Linked DNA regions of Homo sapiens: region 1 is linked to region 2. Evidence: read pairs that join two places in POLR2A ChIA-PET (ENCODE). Cell type or tissue: MCF 10A. All regions are shown on one strand. Links, peaks and the distances in the headings refer to the core of each region. The heading gives the core; the rest is flanking DNA. Region 1 overlaps DUSP16 (dual specificity phosphatase 16). Region 2 overlaps BORCS5 (BLOC-1 related complex subunit 5).

The links. ChIA-PET counts read pairs that join two places held together with the same protein. Peaks named below come from ENCODE experiments on the same cell type or tissue, not always from the same donor. Only the 100,000 strongest peaks of a DNase experiment are listed, where the experiment ranks them.
Region 1: POLR2A ChIA-PET joins it to region 2 with 5 read pairs; 7 of 35 experiments call an interaction of 5 or more read pairs at or near these places.

The regions. Positions count from the first base shown.
Region 1 is chr12:12,556,724-12,560,978 of GRCh38, forward strand. The region is part of intron 1 of DUSP16 (dual specificity phosphatase 16); the gene reads right to left. Among named protein-coding and RNA genes, the nearest start is that of DUSP16, 4.0 kb to the right of the region's middle. RefSeq lists an enhancer at 4,070-4,129. In MCF 10A, for the core only: no CTCF peak of the experiment used is centred there; no DNase peak of the experiment used is centred there.
Region 2 is chr12:12,427,147-12,431,679 of GRCh38, forward strand. All of the region lies in intron 2 of BORCS5 (BLOC-1 related complex subunit 5), which reads left to right. Among named protein-coding and RNA genes, the nearest start is that of BORCS5, 72 kb to the left of the region's middle. In MCF 10A, for the core only: no CTCF peak of the experiment used is centred there; DNase peaks (open chromatin) are centred at 2,295 and 3,965.

The sequences.
Region 1 (4,255 bases), core at 256-4,255, 130 kb after region 2:
TAAACAATAACAAAACAAACCTGGCAGTCCAATAACTACAGGAAAGATCAAGACTTCCCCATTTTGGAACATCTTTGCTTCAGGTTTTTACTTTTTGTAGTAATACAGGAACAATATGCCATAGGGACAAGAGTTGAACAGGTGTCATCCCTTACCCTATTTTACCTATTGGTAATTAAGCCTAACAGTTTATTGTCTGTACATCTTTTCTTTTGTATGTTCCCATACAAAACAATCTTTGGAATTTAGCTTCACTTTATGACACTATGGTGATTATTGTTCCTAACAGAGAGTCTAACCTAAGAATATAGCCCAATACGTGAAAAAGCTAACTGAACAGTAAACAATGACATTAATCTCATTGTAAAAAAACATGAGATTCTTAGCAAATGGCAGCAAAAGAACTGTGGATACATTAACAAGGCATTAAAAAAAAAATTTAAAGTTTCTGGCCGGGTGTGGTGGCTCACACCTGTAATCCCAGCACTTTGGGAGGCCAAGGCGGGTGGAACACGAGGTCAGGAGATCGAGACCATCCTGGCCAACGTGGTGAAACCCCGTCTCTACTAAAATACAAAAAAAAATTAGCTGGGTGCGGTGGCACACGCCTGTAGTCCCAGCTACTCGGGAGGCTGAGGAAGGGGAATCGCTTGAACCCGGGAGGCGGAGGCTGCAGAAAGCCGAGATGGCGCCACTGCACTCCAGCCTGGCGACAGAGCAAGACTCCGTCTCAAAAAAAAAAAAAAAAAAATCTAAGTTTCCATGCTTTGACCTAAAAAAAAGTCACATAGGTTTCTTTTTCTTTAATTCCCATTTCTTTTTTTAAAAACTGGTTAATGTGTAGATTTTTATTCAAATTCATTTGGACTGCACATGAATATTAAAAAGTTATAACATGAAGACTGTTCATTAGACTATCATAGGCAAAGCAAGTGATTCACAGAATAAGTGCAATTTATCGACCCTGATCATTACCTTTACTACCGACCACTATTTAACATCACTTTTTTAATGTACTGTTTACTTGTTTACTGTCTTTGTTTATTGTCCTGTCTTCTCCCACTAGAATATAAGTTACGTAAGGGCAAAAACTTTCTCTTATTTTCCACTGTATGGCCAGGGTCTAGCACTTGGTAGAGGATCAGCATAAATTTGCTGAATGAGATGGGTGAATACCTTCCGCCTTTCGCCTCCCCCACTTCCCTCTCTCCATACACATGTTAACCAATCTTTAAGGCCAGGGTCAAATTCTATTATCTCTATGAAGATTACCTCCCTGAGCCCTCTTTCTCTTTTGTACCTGAATTTGGCACTTGCCAGCTGTCTGGTAATTATCTTTGCATATGTATGTATCTCCCTTAAAATTCTTATAATCCTGTTCTCCATAACATGGGCCAGTGTCCCCAACTTTTGGAATCCATCTCAGCACATGTAAACAGCATACTGCTAACAAATGTTTTGCTTGATTCCTATCAGTAGTTAATCCAGAAATTCAGTTAATAATTTCAGTTTATAATGTATCCCTCCCTTTCAAATAACTCAAAATAGGCCATGATATTACAGCGAATCCCTCTTTTTATTTCTGACAATTTTAAATTTTACATTCTCATATAAGTAATGCTCATAATTTACCCTATCAATCACTATCCCTCAAGATTATATGTTTTTTTTTTTTTGATACACTGTCTTGCTCTGTTGCCCAAGCTGGAGCGCAGCAGTGCCATCATAGCTCACTGCAGCCTTGACCTCCCAGGCTCAAGAGATCCTCCCACTTCAGCCTCCAAAGTAGCCGGCACCACAGCTGCGTACTACTACCATACCTAGCTAATTTTTTGATTTTCTGTGGAAACAAGGTCTTTGTTGCCAGGGCTGTTCTCAACACCTGAGCTCAAGTGATCCTCCTGCCTTAGCCTCTTAAAGTGCTGGGATTATAGGAATGAGCCACCACGCCTGGCCTACATTTTTTAATGTAATAAAAAAATCTTGTGACTTTGTGGCAATACCTATAATGATGTTTCTAACCCCAGTCAAGAAGGGCGTGAAGTTTCATTCCTCTCTCTTGTTGCTGAGGTATCAGAGGGCATTTTTCCACTTATTCCTCTTTCCTTTCATGGCAAGATGTATTCTGTTCCCTTCCTTACTGATCATACTCCTGGCAAGCTTTTATTATTTCTTTGTACCTGTCCAAGGTAATCTGTCTTACATCCTTCTTTTGAGCCACTGTTTCCTCCAGTTATTTATTTGATTAAAATTCTAACTCCCTGTCTCAATCCATTTGTGTAGAAGAACCAGCTCTTCTTAAAGCCTGAGCCTGCTTCTTTAAATTCGGCCAACCTTTATGAACCTCTCTTCACACAGCCAACCCTTGATCATCAAGGATAATGAAATGCATACAAATAACAGATTGTCTACAACACAAGAAAATCAGAAAAAAAAAATTGACATCTGGCTTTGGAATTTATCATATGTAGCTTTGGGCAAGACTTATTTTCCTAATTATGTTTTTGTTTAAGCCAACATTCGGATTTTCTTTTATGATGGTGAATATCTCCGTTTTAAATGATCAGTAAATTTCTTTTAAAGCCAATCAAGCACCAACTATGGTTTTTCCTGTGAAATCTTTTTAACTAGTTTCTTTCATCTGTTGAAATCTGTCATAAAATCTGTTTTATTTCCTCTAAGTTATCTCCTTATTTTCTTGGGATTCTGATCCAAATCAGTTCACCCTATATTAATTTACTTCTTCAAATTAAAGTACCTTTTGCTTGAGAACTTAATGCATTTTAAAAACACTGAATGTCCAGTGAAATTTTTAGTTCAGGTAACACGAAGTAGAAAATTATTTTTGTCTAGGAAAACTTGGGAGTTCTAGGATAAATTATTACACTGGTAATTCTAGCAAATTATATTTAGTAGGATTTTTAGGATTAGCTGAAAATTGAAAAAATTTAATACTGGACAGCTATATAAGTCTGCTTCATCAATATATTAATCCCATATGCTAAACACTGTATGAAATTAAATTCCCAGTCCAGGGATTTACAGAAAATAGCATCAAAACACACTAACACATAAATCCTGCCTCTTATTCTGATCCCTACCTAAACTCTGCAACCTTCTCACACCTACTCTTCCCCCCTCCCATCTCAGCCTCACTTCCACTCTCAACTGTCCCACAAATAATTTTTAAACGTGTAGGAAAAAGGAAAAGAACCGGGGTAACAGTGTCTCCTCTTTTACTGCCTTCTCAGTTACTGCCATTAAGCTTTTGGCCCAAAGACTCCAATCCCCAATTTTACATGTCTATTTTTATTTTATAGGTACACACTTACAATCACCAAACTGAACGAAAGGATAGGGCATTCTAAATTGAAAAAGGAGCAAAACTGGATAATTCTGCAGTTCTGTTCCTAGCCCCCTCCATAATCATGCACTATGATCATTTGGCACTATAATCAAGCCAAATGAGATATTGTACTTTGAGTTGCTGATATAGCAGAGGTTAATACTAAAAAAGAAAAAAAAAATTAATTACCACAGTTTACATTTTTTATCTGAATGTACATTTATAGTACTTGAACCGAGTTATTTTCAAAACACTATTCACACTAACAAAATTCAAAATAAATTCATTTCTAATTTTTCCCCCATGTAGAATTTTGATAAGTGCAAAAATTATTTTACCTAAAATCCAACTCTTGGGCTGGTGTTATTTAGCCTATATTTTTACATAAGACTGTAAATGTTAGCCAAATTAAAAAAAATTTTAATGCAACTTTCCACATTGTCTTCAAACTCAGTAAATTCCACAATTTTAAAAAACAAAAACCTTTCACCGTGCCTACTCACATTTTTACTAAAATCCCTACACAGAGCCATACATTCTGCTTTTCATTTTACTTCTCCAAGCTGCTGCCTTCACCAAATAGACTCCACGAGCCTCCCAAGTGGTATCCACCAATATATGTGATACTCAAGGAAAAGTAGGTATTAAAGAGTAATTAATTCAATTGGTACGAAATCTTTTCTTTTAAAATTTTACCTTAACTTTAAAAAGCCCTTTTCTTGATGGAGGTGAAACAGCATAAATCCTTTGAGGAAACGGTTATCCTTTACGTGGACTCTCCATCAGCCCCATAAGGTGAGTGGCATAAAGAGGCATTTTTCTGACAGTCTCAGTTCCCCAAACACTAGTCCTAAACTTTTGCATGGATGGTAAATTTCACACACACACACACACACAGAGGCGGAAAAG
Region 2 (4,533 bases), core at 223-4,222:
TGGTTTTAGACTTTCTCTTTCTTTTCTTTTTTTTTTTTTTTTTTTTTTTTTGAGGTGGGAGTCTCGCACTCTCGTCCAGGCTGGAGTTTGGTGGCACAATCTCGGCTCACTGCAAGCTCCACCTTCCAGGTTCACGCCTTTCTTCTGCCTCAGCCTCCCAAGTAGCTGGGACTACAGGCACCCGCCACCACGCCCAGCTAATTTTTTGTATTTTTACTAGAGATGGGGTTTCACCGTGTTAGCCAGGATGGTCTCGATATCCTGACCTTGTGATGGGCCCGCCTCGGCCTCCCAAAGTGCTGGGATTACAGGCGTGAGCCACCGCGCCCGGCCAGACTTTCCCTTTCTTTAAGAAGAGAAGGGAGTGCCTTTGAGAACTAGAGTTTAAGTAAAGGATACATATAGCTTAAGTGCTTTTATCTTTGAAATATACTATGACCAATAGACTCGAAAATTTCTTATTGTTTTTGGGGGTATCATAGTCAATTTGGGCTCCTATAACAGAATACCATAAACCGGGTGGCTTAAACAGCAAGCATTTATCTCTGATAGTTCTGGTGGCTGGGAAATCCAAGGTCAAGGTGCCGGCAGATTTGCCTCTGCCGAGGACCTGCTCCCTGGTTTGCAGATGGCTATCTTCTTGCTGTGGCCTCACATGGCTGGGAACAGAAAGAGTGAGGGGAGGCTCTCACATCTCTTCTTCTAGTGACACTAGTCCCATTCATGAAGCCTCTATACTCATGATCTACTCACCCACTAAGGTCCCCACCTCCTAATACCATTACACTGGGGATTAGGATTTCAACATAGGAAATTTGGGGAAACACAAACATTCAGTCCATACGGGGGAATTTTCTTTTTTCAGAATCTGTTGTTTAATTATACCTTCACAGTAACTTTTGTCAAAGTTATATTTAATTTCTACTTCCTGGATTCTGTAGCAGTAAATGGAGCTCGTTATGTGTCCCAATATTTGTAATACTGATTTCTAGTCCTAGAAGTATCTAAGCCTCTCAGAGTTAAGGAATTCGGTTTGGTAATAGGCTAAGCTAATAGCCATATGGCTCTGCACTGTGCTATAGAGAAACTGTGGGTTTCCCCCCACCTGACATCTCAGAATGAAAAAGATCACTCTGCAGAATATTTCCCACACTTCTAACCCTGATGATTTTTCCACTCAACATTTTACACAAAGAGGTAGGTACAGATGGTAGTTTGCTGGATCTCTGGAATATTCAGTCTTGGTCTTCACTCACTCCCTGGAGCCTACTCCTCATTTTTGTATAAGCAAAGTGGTTTAAACAGGGTCTTAGGAAATATCTCCAGTATTTACCATTTGCAAACCTAACCCTTAATATATGGAATCTGTTAGATCAGGTTTTTAACTCAGTAAACATCTTTGGGTGCATCCCCGTATTAAACTAAAGAAGAAGTAGAAAACTGAAGGCAATGGCCCTGTTGCTTAACTGTAAGGAACATGTAATTTAGAAACTTCTTCTCTTTAACATGGAAAACTAACCATAAGTATGTGGATCAACGTTCTTCTTTATGGAGTATTAGGAGTGAAGTGTCATGATGTTATGGTGTTTTTAACGGCTCAGCAAAAGAAAAAAAATTATATAGTGAGATGAAGTAGATATGACAAAATATTAGTTGTTGAATCTAGGTGGTGGGTATTTGGGTATACATTTTTCCCCTACTTTTCTACATTTAAAAATTTTCATAATAAAGGGTAAAGCAGAAAAATCCTAAGTGTAAAAAACATTTATAAAACTATACAAAAAATAATTTCAAGGTTCATTCTCTATTAATGGTATTGGAGTTGGTAGGAAATAATTAAAATAGGAGTATAAATCCAGAAGCCCGCAGAGGCCAGGCAGGTAATGTGGGTGAGTGGAGCTGCCGGGCATTGGACAGGAGGGAGATGGTGGGGACTGAGCAAACAGGCAAGTGCACAACTCATTGAAAGCATTCCAAAAATTTAAAAAATCTTAATGCTCATTCAGAATGAAACACTTCAGAGGACTGGAAGTTTGTGGTCTCCTAAAAATGACAAAATTTACCGTCTCTAAATTTGCCCAGCTTTCTGTCCTTCTCCCTCTTTTCAGAAGATCCAGGAGAGGCGTAGCTATCAATACGAGAGGGAGATGGTTTCCTGGCACAAGAGGGTGATGGGAAAACATTGTGTTCAATGCCTCTAGAATTTGCCTGGGTTGCCACAACTTTGTTGCTTCAGGAATGGAAAATGTGGCCCATCTTCTTATTTTCTCTGTCCTGTCTTGCTCCTGCTATGACCCGGGGCAGGATTTGCGGTGGGTTTATGGAGATTCCTATGAGTCAAGGAAGCACATTCTGAGGATAGAGTCATGCACCTGGGTTTTGTTTTTAGATGGTTAGAGGGAGGCTGCAATTGTGATTTATAAGAATGACTTAAAGTGTAATTCCTTTGATTTTGAAGTTGGCTAGGCAACTTAATTTGAACATCCTAGTGTGCCTATTAGACCTGGCAACCTTCTCAAAATCCCCCTCCTACTTCCCTCGTTTCCCTCACCCTCCACCTTTTTCTCAAGAGGTAGAAGTGAGAGTTTTGTTTTGTGAGCTAAGGTTGGGTTCTGGGCCCTCTGCTTCAGCCACCTGGCAGCTTGGGCTGGCCCTGTAGCCTTCCTCCACTTCATTCTGCGATTCAGGCTCCCAATAGTCTTCTGAAGCACCGGAGAGCTTCCTCATGCACCTTAGAAGAGCAGATTCAGACTGAGACAAGGACTCGCTCTTAGGCATATATGCAGCCTACAGAGATCCTGGGAAGCCTTTTTCCTCCTAATATCTTCCTAGACTTATGCTTTCCTTGGAATTCCAGCAATAGAACTGCATACTCGTACCCTAATCAAGAACCTTTTATGTACTAGGTGCTCTACTAGACATGAGATAAAAAGATAAGCAAAACGTGGTCCCTGTCTTCAACCAGCTCACCATTTGTTATACCACTTTAATCACCTTAGAGAAAATTTTTTTTTTTTTTTTTGAGACAGAGTCTTGCTCTGTCACCCAGGCTGGAGTGCAGTGGCAAGATCTCGGCTCACTGCAAGCTCTGCCTCCTGGGTTCACGCCATTCTCCTGCCTCAGCCTCCCGAGTAGCTGGGACTACAGGCGCCTGCCACCACGCCTGGCTAATTTTTTTATATTTTTAGTAGAGACGGGGTTTCACCATGTTAGCCAGGGTGGTCTCGATCTCCTGACCTCGTGATTCGCCTGCCTTGGCCTCCCAAAGTGCTGGGATTACAGGCGTGAGCCACTGTGCCTGGCCGATAAAATGTTTTAAGATGTGTTCGGCCATATGAACTTTGGTGAGAATTAAAGATGAGGTTTTTACTTATGGAGTAGGGGGCACTTGGGATGGGTGAAGAAGGGAGAACTGCCCTGAAGTTCTTACTCATAGATGAGGAAAAACCTCAGCTTTTTGTTAAAATGAGTTTATTTATTTAAAAAATATTTAAGGGGGAAATGCATTCATTTGGTTAAAAAAAGTTCTGTTAAAAGTATACTATGAAATTCCCCCTCTTTACCCCTTGCCTCCATCTAATTCTTATATATCATTTCAGAGTTTATTTATGTAAATATAAGTAAATCTGAACATATACTCTTGTTTACTTGCACCCCAACCCCCATTTTTATGCAATGATAGCACACTCTATGCATCTATATACCTTTTAAAAATTTTATCTTATGGAGGTTTTTTTCCATGTAAGTACATAGAGAGCGCCCTCATTCTTTTCTTTGTTCATGTAATACTATTTATAGATATACCCTGATTTAATTAACAGGCCCTCTATTCAGGGACATTGTGGTGTTTGCTGACCTTTGCTGTTACAGTCACTGCTGCAATGAATACTCTTGTATATACATCATTTAGCTTGTGTGCTACTGTGTGTGTAAATTCCTAGTGGTGAAGCTGTTGCATCAGAGGCTATGCATTTGTAATTTTGTTATCCATGCCAAATTGCCCTCCTCCATAGGGTGTTAACAACTTACACACTAAGCAGCAAAACCTCTTTCCTCACAGCTCCACCTACAAAGTATTTTTCATGCTTTTCGTTTTTACCAATTTGACAGGTGAAAAATGGGCTTGTGGTAAAGTTTCAATTTGTTTTTCTTATTATAAGTGAGGTTGTGCATCTTTTCTTATAGTTGAGGTATTGGTATTTCCTTTTCTGTGAAATATCTTTTCATAACTTTTGTTCATCTTTCTTTTGCTAATTCTTTTTTTTTTTTTTTTTTGAGACGGAGTCTTGCTCTGTCGGCAGGCTGGAGTGTGGTGGCATGATCGCGGCTCACTGCAAGCTCCGCCTCCGGGTTCAAGCGATTCTCCTGCCTCAGCCTCCTGAGTAGCTGGGAATACAGGTGCCTGCCACCATGCCCAACTAATTTTTGTATTTTTAGTAGAGACGGGGTTTCACCATGTTGGCCAGGATGGTCTTGATCTCTTGACCTCGTGATCTGCCCGCCTCGGCTTCCCAAAGTGCTGGGATTACAGGC